Linked DNA regions of Homo sapiens: region 1 is linked to region 2. Evidence: chromatin contacts called from ENCODE Hi-C or POLR2A ChIA-PET data. All regions are on one chromosome and are shown on one strand. The core of a region is the stretch at or near the end of the contact, and the rest is flanking DNA. Distances in the headings are between cores, read along the strand shown.

Region 1 (4,921 bases), core at 511-3,010, 100 kb before region 2:
GTTCAACAATGGACATAGGACTCAAGTGGAGCCTATAAGAGCGTTGCCAGGAGTTTTTTACAGGACCTGAGAAGATGCTCTCTCCATGGAGTTGATAAAGCTAATAGAATTTCTACTAGCAGAAGATGTTAATTGTTCTCCAATATCTGTTCCCTCTTTTTTTCACAATAATAAAGTTTCAGCTAGGCAAATGGTCTTACACAATACGTAGAATAAAAGCCTACATTTTCCAGCCTTCCTTGGAAAATGTAGCTACATATGGCCACATCAATGCCATGTAAGTGAAAATGTCATGTGAGAGCTTTCAGATACCTTTTTTAAGAAACAGTTGCTTTGTACCCTTCATCATTACTTCTCTCCTCGCGCATCTGCTGCTTGGGACATGGACATCATGGCCGGAGCTCCATTGTGAACCAGGGATGGCAAGGCAGAAAACTGTAATGATAAGCAGCTGAAGTCTTCTGGGGGACATAATTGTCTTACTTGCCGTGAATTGCTTACAACTAGACCCTTATGTGAGAGAGAAATAAACTATCTTGTTTAAGCCACTTAGCATTTTTCCTGTTACTTGCAGCTGTAATTAACTGCTGATTAATCTTGGTTAATTCATTGCCTTCATCAACTGTTCACCACACACAGAGACACTGCCTGAGCATGAAGACAACTCAGAGAAAGGCAGAGCAAAAACAAAAAGAATTCTGTTAATATAATTTGAGTCACCGGATCTAGTCACGCCTAAAGTCATGCTACCTTTTGAGTTTTTCAGTTAAATAAGCCAGCCTATTTACTTGTTGCTTAGGATGTTAAAACTTGAGTTTCTGTCATTTGCAACAACAACAATAAAAGTCCAGATGAATCAGCAACCATGAGGAAGTATTGCTCTCAATAATGCATATGACATTATTTTGACCAATTATGGGCTCTAGAATTGGGAGTCAGAATCAATGTATCTTGATATCTCCAGATTCTCAAGAGACAGAGAGGTCTAAACTGACATCTGGATTACATTATCATCCACATTATTCCTTTGCCATGGGCATATTGTTTCTATTATTTTAAACACCACATGGAGCTCCACAGGCTTGCAAGACATTTCCCTGGAAATTAATAATTCAGGAAGATTCACCTGGCTTCAAAGTACAGGAGGGACTGAAAGGATTTTGAAGGGTGGAATGGAATCGCAGAGACCAGTTAGGAGTAGGAATTGAGGTAACAGGGGCTTAGTGTTAGTGTGAATACATACAAAAGGACAACAGTTAAGAAAAAAAAAAAAATCTTACCTCTACCTTTAACACATGTTCTGTTCTACTGGTATTTTATATTAGTAAAGTGGTTCATAGTTCATGAAGTATTTTCACATACATTATCTCATTTGATACTTAAATAAGCAAAGTGAGTAACTAGTGTTACCATTTTACAGAAGTGGAAACTGAGGCTTAGTGTGGGTATGGGTCTTACCCAAAGTCATGTTGGTGTCAGAGCAGGGGCCAAAACCCAGATTTTCTGATTAGCAGTTGAATCTGGATGCATTGGCTCTCTCCGTACAGAGACTTACCTATAAGCAAAATTTTCTTTTCAAGCAACTTCATTCAGTTTTGTTTGTGAATTCTACTTCATTGTTAGTCATTTCATTGTTCTCTTCTTACTCATTACCTGTCCTGAGAAGTGATGTAGGCTGAGAGACAAAACTTTATCCTAATATGAATCATCTTTATAATGCAATATTGGAACCAAGGAGTGTGTGTGTGGGGACTGGGGGAGTGGAATTAGGAACTACCAAACAGCAACAAAAACCACAACGTTGAGTACCAGAGAATGAATTTACGGTAATTTAAAAAATCTTTTTCTCTGCTTAGTGCCTCCAATACGAGATCACCTCTTGTTCATTATGGCACCAGTAGGCCTGATTATTTTAATAATTTACCATTTCAAGGAGCCATGGAGACAGAAAGGAAATTGCTTTTAGACAATGTGTTATTCAAGCAAACGGAAATGGTTTCTGAACCACAGAAAACAAATAAACATGCCTCTACCTGGAACTTCATTAGTGTTTGCCTGTTGTCTGGCGCTAAAGGATGTGCTTTAAAAAAATGGTGCAGTGTGTGCTTGGAGATTCTGAATGTTAGTGGGGCTATCTGAACTCTAAAAGAAGAGGATGTTGACTGTGTCTAGGACCACTGAACTTGGATGAACTCCTACAGGCTGGGTGTGAAACCACATGCTAAATGTCTTCCCATACAGCAAAATAAGATGCCAAATCCTTAATGGTCAGCTCAGTTTTTATAACTTCTCAAGAAGCATATTTTATTATTACTCAAAATATAATGCAAGTATACCATGTATAGCTGTGGTATAAGAACATTAATCAGAACATTGATACATGGTGCTCTAGTGACACTGTAAAGCCTTCTAGAAGAATTACCCATCTTCTGTTCTTATCATGTCTATTAATGTGCCTTTCATCCTTTGCTTGTGAATTAAAAAATACGTTGTTTGGAATTCTGTGGGATCCTGCTGAATTCCTTAGGACCATGGTCAAACATAGCTAAATGGTTATCCTTTTCCATAATATTATTCTTGGGCATGGAAAGGAGTATCTTTTTAATAAAGGAAAATTGGCAGGGGGATTCCTTGCAGTGCAGGCCTGGTTTGGCACAAAAAGTGAGGTGTTAGAGATGCAAACATCTCATCTTCAGATCCGCAGCTGGCAAAAACACAAGGGGACACATTTCCCTGGCAAGACTGGGCCATCTGCAGCACCACAGTGGGCCTCAAGTCTCTGGACTGACCTTCGATCAAATGGTAGAAATCCAGAGTAAAGCAATGTGACCTGGCAAACAGAGGCTCCTGGAGCAGAGTGTGTGATTTCTTCCATTCCTGCAGAGATCCTCATTTGGCTGGAAGTCCACCCGAGAGACCAAGTGTTTCCAGATATTTGGCAGAAAAAGAAATACTCTCTTTTCAGCTTTCTCTAATTCAAAGAAATAGAATGCTGACAAGAAAATATGAGTATCATCCATCCTTCTGATATAGCATTAATAGCTGTACAGATTTTAATGTTTATACATAATGGTGCTAACAGTGGCTGCTTATATGGTCATTATAAGACTACAACATTTTTTAAGCTATAGGATATGATGAGAGATAGTAGATGAAATATGTGGATGCATGTATTTATGCATATGTATATATACATGCATGTAACTGCATGTGTGTGGCATGATACATGATGAAATATGAATGCATGTGCATACATGCACAGTGTATGTGTATATGCATGTGTGTGTGTATACACAAGTGGTATATTGAGCATGCAGGACTCAAGAGGTGTAATCACAAAAAGCCATTTTGCTTTTGTTTTCTATCTTCTGCTGTCTTTCGTAGGCAGGGGACATCTTCCTCTTCCCCTGGATGGAAATAAGCAATCCCATGCTTTTTCTAAGCATACCTAGGATATACAAAATCCTATGATCACTTTAAGTTGTAAAATATAATCCTTAATTCAGATACTAGAAATTCCAGCTGCATGTATGAACCAGTGTGGCAGAAGCTACCATGTTCTCCACCCCATTCCCCATTCCATTTACCAGGCAGGTACACCCATCTCTCAGTTGCTGTGAAGATTACCTAGGCATGGTTTCCGGAGTGTTCTCTCAGAACTGCCATTAGCTGGCAGGTACCATCCTGCCTGGTAAATCTTGACCCCCTCACCACACACACACATCAAAGACTGATTACAAAGGGACAAAAGGCCAGCCTGTGGTTCTAGGAGGAACAGTCTGCTGTGCAACTTACATACAAACCACTCCCCCACAGATGAGGGAAGGCTAGATGTCTCCTGAAATCACATACTTGCTTGGCTTCTTCTTCTTCATCCCTAACCTTACTGACTTTTTCTGAAGAGCATTCCTTAAAATTTTGTTCTCCCCTAAATCCCACTCTCAGACTCTGCTTCTAGAAAACCCAATCTAAGACAAAACAAAATTGAAAAAAAAAAACTCTATTTTAATTCAAAATTAAGACTCCCCACCCTCCAGTTAAGGTACAGCTGTAAGCAGGAAGGTCACCAGCCTTCAGAGAAGGGGGATGGTTAATTTCTTATTACATTACCTGCCCACCACCACCACACTCATGGCCTGCTGGCTGCTATTATCAAATCATTTTCCTGTATCAATTGAAATGAACATACAATTTTTTTAAATGTTTAAGACTATAAATACATTGAAATTCATTGAGATTTTCTAATGTTGACCATTCATATACTTCTGGTGGGAAAAAAAAAAACCTTACTTAATGATGATGTTTTGTATATTTTGAGACTATATTTTTAGCACACACTCACATCCCTTTAGTTTCTACTCCTCTCTTCTCCACACTGATATTATCTAGAATTTTACTTCTGGATTCTTAACAGCTTCTCCGATCCCCACCCACCCACTACCTTTGGTTTTTAAAATTTTTTTAGACAAACTTGAGAATATTTATTTAGTCATCCTTATTTGCCATGTTTAATAGAAAAAATAAGCAATGAAATAATATAATCAGCTAATTTGCAGAAGATGAGATCTCAGTGACCAATAAGCATATAAAAGATAGGCAAACTGACTAGTGATCAAATTAAAACAAGTAGAAGTCATCACACACTAATGAAATCACAGGAAAAAAAAACCAATATAAAAGCTGAGGACACCAATGGCTGGAAAGAAAGTGGGGAAATGGAATTTAGACATTGCTTGTGGAAGAACAAATTAGTACAACTACTTTGGAGAGTTAATATGGCACTCCCCAGAAAAACTGAAAAATGTGCATAGCACATTAATTATACTTCTAGACATGTCCTTCAGGCCTAGAAAAAAATTTGTCCCTGTGGCCAAGAAGAACTACAAAGACGATTTTTACTGCACTGTTTTGAAACAGGGGA
Region 2 (5,033 bases), core at 1,088-3,587:
CACCCGCCTCGGCCTCCCAAAGTGCTGGGATTACAGGTGTGAGCCACCGCGCCCGGCCTACACTCTACCAGTTCTAAACCGTGTAACGTTCTCTCAACGTGACAAGTGCTCTCGTGCTCCTGCACATGCTCCCTCTGCCTTAAATACCCCTCTCTGCTTTGTCCTATTCCTCCCTCAAGTGTGAGTCAGCACAACTCCGCCTTCTCTGTGTCACTTTGTCTGATTAATCCCCATATTCATTCATCTACAATGTGCCAGGCACTATGCTAGCTGCTGAGTTGGAAACAATGAAAACCCTGCACTTGCCCTCAAGATACATGATGTATTAGCACAGTGGTCAAAACAAGGGACACTGGGAACCTTTTGTGATGAGGGTCAGGAAGAGGTTTGGGGAAGTCTTCCAGGAGGAGGTAATAGCTGAATCAAAATGTGAAAGATAAGTAGGAATTATCCAGGAGAAGAAAGGACAGAGAGAGGGCATTCAAGACAAAACCTGTGATGAAGCAAGGGTAGGACAGGGAATATTCATTGAGAGGTAAATATTCCATTTAAGGGAGTTTTGATTTTATTTTTTTCCTGAACGCAATGGAGAGCCTTTTAAGTAAAAGAATGAGATGGTCATATGTGTGTTTTAGACAGTGTAGATAGAGATCAGATTGGAGAGACCAAGGATGGGGCAGTTAGCAGGCTTATTTGTAAAGGAGAGGACATATATGTATTTAGTATGAGAAGAAGATGAAATTTGAGAACTTGAGAGAGATAAATGAGTTATAATTGACAGGTCTTCGTGACTGATTGGTGTACAAGGGCAAAAGAGAGTCAAGAGGGAACCCCTAAGTTTCTCTCTCTTCTTGCTGGGATGGAAGATGGGGCTTCATTGAGATCAGGAACACAGAAGGAGGAGCAAGAAGTAATCAGTTGAGTTTGAACCTGTTGAATGAGGCCCGTATAAATAGGCCTGTAAAATGTCCAAGTTGAGAGATAAGTGCTCTCTCATCTATGCACCCATTACTCCATCATATTATCCCATGTACCATGCTGGGATTGTCTATCTCCACCTCTGATTTTCCCCAGGAAGGGCTCTCCAAGATAAAAACCTCCCCTTCAGATTGTCTTCAACCAGCCAGTGCTCCCCCATAACAAACAAGGCTCTCCCACTTTTCCTCTTTCTCTCAAAGGCCACCATTAGAGCAGTGCTAACTCACTGAGAAATATCCTGCAAAGACTAGAGCCCATCACCCCTTCTAGAGAAAGCAAAACATGGAACAAAGAAGGAAAGGCTTCTTTTTTTTTCTTCTATTCTATTAGCCCCCTCATTTTCAAAGGCACCATTGTTTCAGGAGAACTGAGTATTTTTTAAAATAAATAAAGAAGTGAATACAATCTTAAGATTCCAACTTATTAACAGAAAACATGTGTAGACCTAAGAATTAAAAATAAATATGTCTTTAAAGATGACCTGGAAGGCTTTTTGTCTGCCAAGAACAGAGTTAAAGACCTCAGAAGGTCTATGTTTTCCCAGAAATACTAGATTACATTGCTAATGATGGGCAAAGGCATTAAATCATGCAGATTCCCCTGCAATTTTATTACTATTTAGGTGAGTTTTATAATGTCCTGAAATAATGGAAGAAATCTTGAGACTGATCTTGGGTTGTGGTTGTGGATATTGAATCTATGGTTTCATCTTTTGGACAAATGTTTCCAGTTCCTACTTTTATGTCCAGATATGTATATTTGAGATGAGTTCTTCTCATGTTTGAATTATATTTTAGTGATCTTGGTTGTGTTGGTATACAAAATATGAATTCATTTTTAGAGCATTTTCCATCAGATATATTTTATGTCAATTGAGTATTTCTAGCGAAGAGTACAGTTCTTCCTTCAATGTTCTTATTTGTTCAAAATTACAGGAAGATTTCTGAAAGTTGTTAAGAATCAACAGGGGAATCACTAGCTGCAAAACGTCTCCAAACGGACCAGAGTGAGTTGCAGAACCAGAAGCAGCTCGGCTTGCTAAGGAGAAATTGATGTTGTCCTCAGCACTCATTGACTTGTCTGGTTTTCACATGACAAATAAACAGATGAATCAGTTCCTCCTTTTTCTAAGAGATTTTACATGCTTAAGGTCAGAAATTAACCAAAGAAAAACCGGTTTTATAAGTATGAGCTGACTAGATGCCACAGTGATTCATTTCAAAGGTGCTGGCTATTTTCAAACTGCTGAGAGACCTTGCCATTCCCTGAACTTGGGAGGCTTGTTCTAGCACATGCACATATTCAGCTTGCTATATGAGCAAAAGTGAGATCATACGGGTTGATCCTGGCAGAGTCTCTGAAAATGCAGTAATTCATGCTGTCAGTTACTATCAGCAGCAATTTGCTTCTGGATTGGTTCCTGTAAGCACTCATGTGAGCATTCTGCACAAAGGACCAGAGTACAATATTCTCTTGGATTTCAGGGACTTAGTGTGGTTTCAACATATAATCAAAAGTGCCACATAGTTCACCACCTCGCATTTTGTTTTAAAGAGACAGAGGCTTAAAACTGGATTCCTTTCTTTTTTTCCCAAAATAGGAAGTTGGTGGTAATTTGGAATGTATCTTTAGAGCAATCTGTTAGCACTTCAGCAAAATCTACTCCGTTGGTAAAGTGCAGAGTAGATTTTTTAATGAGGGATAATTTCACCATCTCTAAAATTAATAATAATAATCATAATAATAAATTTGCTCAATCACAAAACTAAACTTCTTAGATTCAACTCACATGTGTGACCAACTCTTACTTTAGGGCAAATGCATTAAGACATGAAAAGTTATTTGAATTCTTAAGTATTATAATAGCATATACTCCCAGTTTGGTACAATTTCCAAAAAGTTCTATGACAGAGAAATTTAGATGATGCAGTCCTAAGCTTAAAGGCACATTATTAAAGAATCTCTGCAAAACAATGTAATTCCATTGAGCTCCAAATTATTTAAGAAAGCAGTAGCAGCCTCACTACCAATTTACTGCTCTACTAATTTAATTAACACCATTGAGAACTCATGCGATACAGGGTTATGAAAAGGTCCTTATCAGAAGGGGCTCAGGAAGAAAGAAAAGCCAGTCCTTGTGACTGACAAACTTTTAGTTTAGTTTCACTCAGAAAAGTGAAAGTATGCCAAAATCTCAAGTGGCATTGTCAAAAATATACATATTCTTTGGTGTTAACCTGTGACTTCTCAAGTGTTACCAGTTGAAAAATTGCTTCCATATTGCATCAAACTCAAAAATCCTCAAAAACTTGGCATCTTACCTAAGAATTTCTTAGTTTGCTATCTACCTTGCCCCCTAGAATGTAGACAGAATGAAGGTGGGGACTTCTGTCTGTTCACTGATGTATTCCCAGTGCCTAAAACAGTGCATAGCACATAAGGCACTTCATAAAGTTTTGCTGAATTAATGAATAAAAGTTGTCCTTTTCCTCAGCCTAAAATCTTCAGCAAAGCTTATCTGTAATCAGCTCCTGCTCCTTTCTCTAGACTGCCTTCTCTTTTATCACTTTATCTCTTGAACTATACACTTCAGCCAAATGCAAATTATTGGCAGTTCCCCAAATGTACCACATTCTCTCTCTCTCCGAAGGCCTTTGCACATGTTCCTCTGTGTAGAAGACTTTTCTGTCTTGTCCTCCTATTCCCTGGGCCTGGGAAAATTCTCTTTGTCCTTCAGATCACAGTTTAGAAACCTCTTATTTCAGAAAGCCTTACCTAGCCTCCAAAATAGAGCTAGACGAGCCCTTAGCTCCCTGTAATTTCCGCTATGGTAGCACTTACCCACTTGGACTATTATTGCTGCAAGGAAATAACATTACTAGAGGCGGAATGATGTTTGTGAAATTATACATCAGCAGTTGCACTTCAAACAGGACCTCATAAAGGAATTAACTCTGTACTCTTAGTGCTGGAATAGGAATATTTAAGAAAAATAACCAGGATGTATTAGAAAAGCATCACAAAAGTTTGAGCAAACTAACACATATTTAAACATACTGCTCTATCTCACTGAGTGGAAGCATCACTCTAGTCTAACCACTAAAACAAAAACATGCATGGCATCCATGTGAAACACTAACACACATTGTTCCATAGATAGTTGCTTCATGTCATTCAGGTCACAGCAACAACGTCACGCTTTTAGAAAGGACATCACTGACCAACGTTGTGTAAAGTTACCCCAATTAATTTATAGCCCATTGCCCTGTTTACCATCTAAATTACATGTCTATCTCTTTGAGATGCTCTCAATCATTTATGTGTTTACTAGTTTATTTTCAATTCTCCATACTAAATAATAGTTTCTATAACAGCAGGGATCTTGTTTGTCTTATTTAGTTCTTTATACCTCCAGAGCCTAAATGAGTCCTTGGCATTCAGTAGATACTCGATAATTTTTTTTAATGCATGTGAAACAAGGAACCTCAAAATCAAAGTAATTTCCATCTTGGCCAGTAGGGTACTTTCACTGGCACTGGTTGCCCAGAACTGAAAGTCCCTTGTACTTCATGCAAAATTCACATGTACTAACCGGCCAACTGATGAGTTCTGTCCAATGACAAACTATTATAGTGTAGTACACTGACTTCATTTAATTGCATGTACTATTTTATAAGTAGCTTATATTACATTTTCTTAGTATACTATTAGAATACCAATAATAAAAATAAGAAAAATCTATGTCTTCTAAATTTAAAAACTTCAGTTGCTTTTCTTCTGGATTAGTTTAAAAAATCTGAAGTTAAATATGTTTTCATATATATTAGAAAATCTAGTAAAAAGTATTGTATACCTATTACCTTGATAAAAATTATTAATATCAGTTTGCCTAGATAAATCTGAAATGAATACAAAAAGATTGAGGAGGAAAGCTTTTGATTTCATTAAAGATTGAAAAGAAAACCTTTAAATATATTATTTGCTGAAATGTTAGAATACCACACAAATACTATTTTGGGGACCAATCACACAGAGATTGTACATGGTTAGGCCTC

Evidence for each region. Hi-C counts contacts between places; a loop is a spot of excess contacts on that map. ChIA-PET counts read pairs that join two places held with the same protein, here RNA polymerase II (POLR2A). Pooled maps may share reads with other maps.
Region 1: a map with no recorded cell type shows a loop between it and region 2 (5-fold over the local background). The contact joins two enhancer-like sites. A Hi-C loop is called at or near these places in 1 of 168 maps with a recorded cell type or tissue (IMR-90), 4 of 37 single-sample maps with no recorded cell type and 3 of 50 pooled maps. POLR2A ChIA-PET finds 5 or more read pairs at or near these places in 2 of 52 experiments (AG04450 and HepG2).

What each region holds. Positions count from the first base shown.
Region 1 is chr5:96,277,115-96,282,035 of GRCh38, reverse strand. All of the region lies in intron 1 of LOC101929710 (a long non-coding RNA gene), which reads right to left. It also overlaps a transcript of CAST not described here. Among named protein-coding and RNA genes, the nearest start is that of PCSK1, 150 kb to the left of the region's middle. RefSeq lists an enhancer at 1,688-1,737. Within about 2 kb of position 1,760, at least 2 of the 41 ENCODE cell types and tissues checked have a DNase peak (open chromatin) inside an H3K27ac peak, as active enhancers do.
Region 2 is chr5:96,174,780-96,179,812 of GRCh38, reverse strand. The region is part of intron 1 of LOC101929710 (a long non-coding RNA gene); the gene reads right to left. It also overlaps a transcript of CAST not described here. Among named protein-coding and RNA genes, the nearest start is that of MIR583, 98 kb to the right of the region's middle. Within about 2 kb of position 2,337, at least 3 of the 41 ENCODE cell types and tissues checked have a DNase peak (open chromatin) inside an H3K27ac peak, as active enhancers do.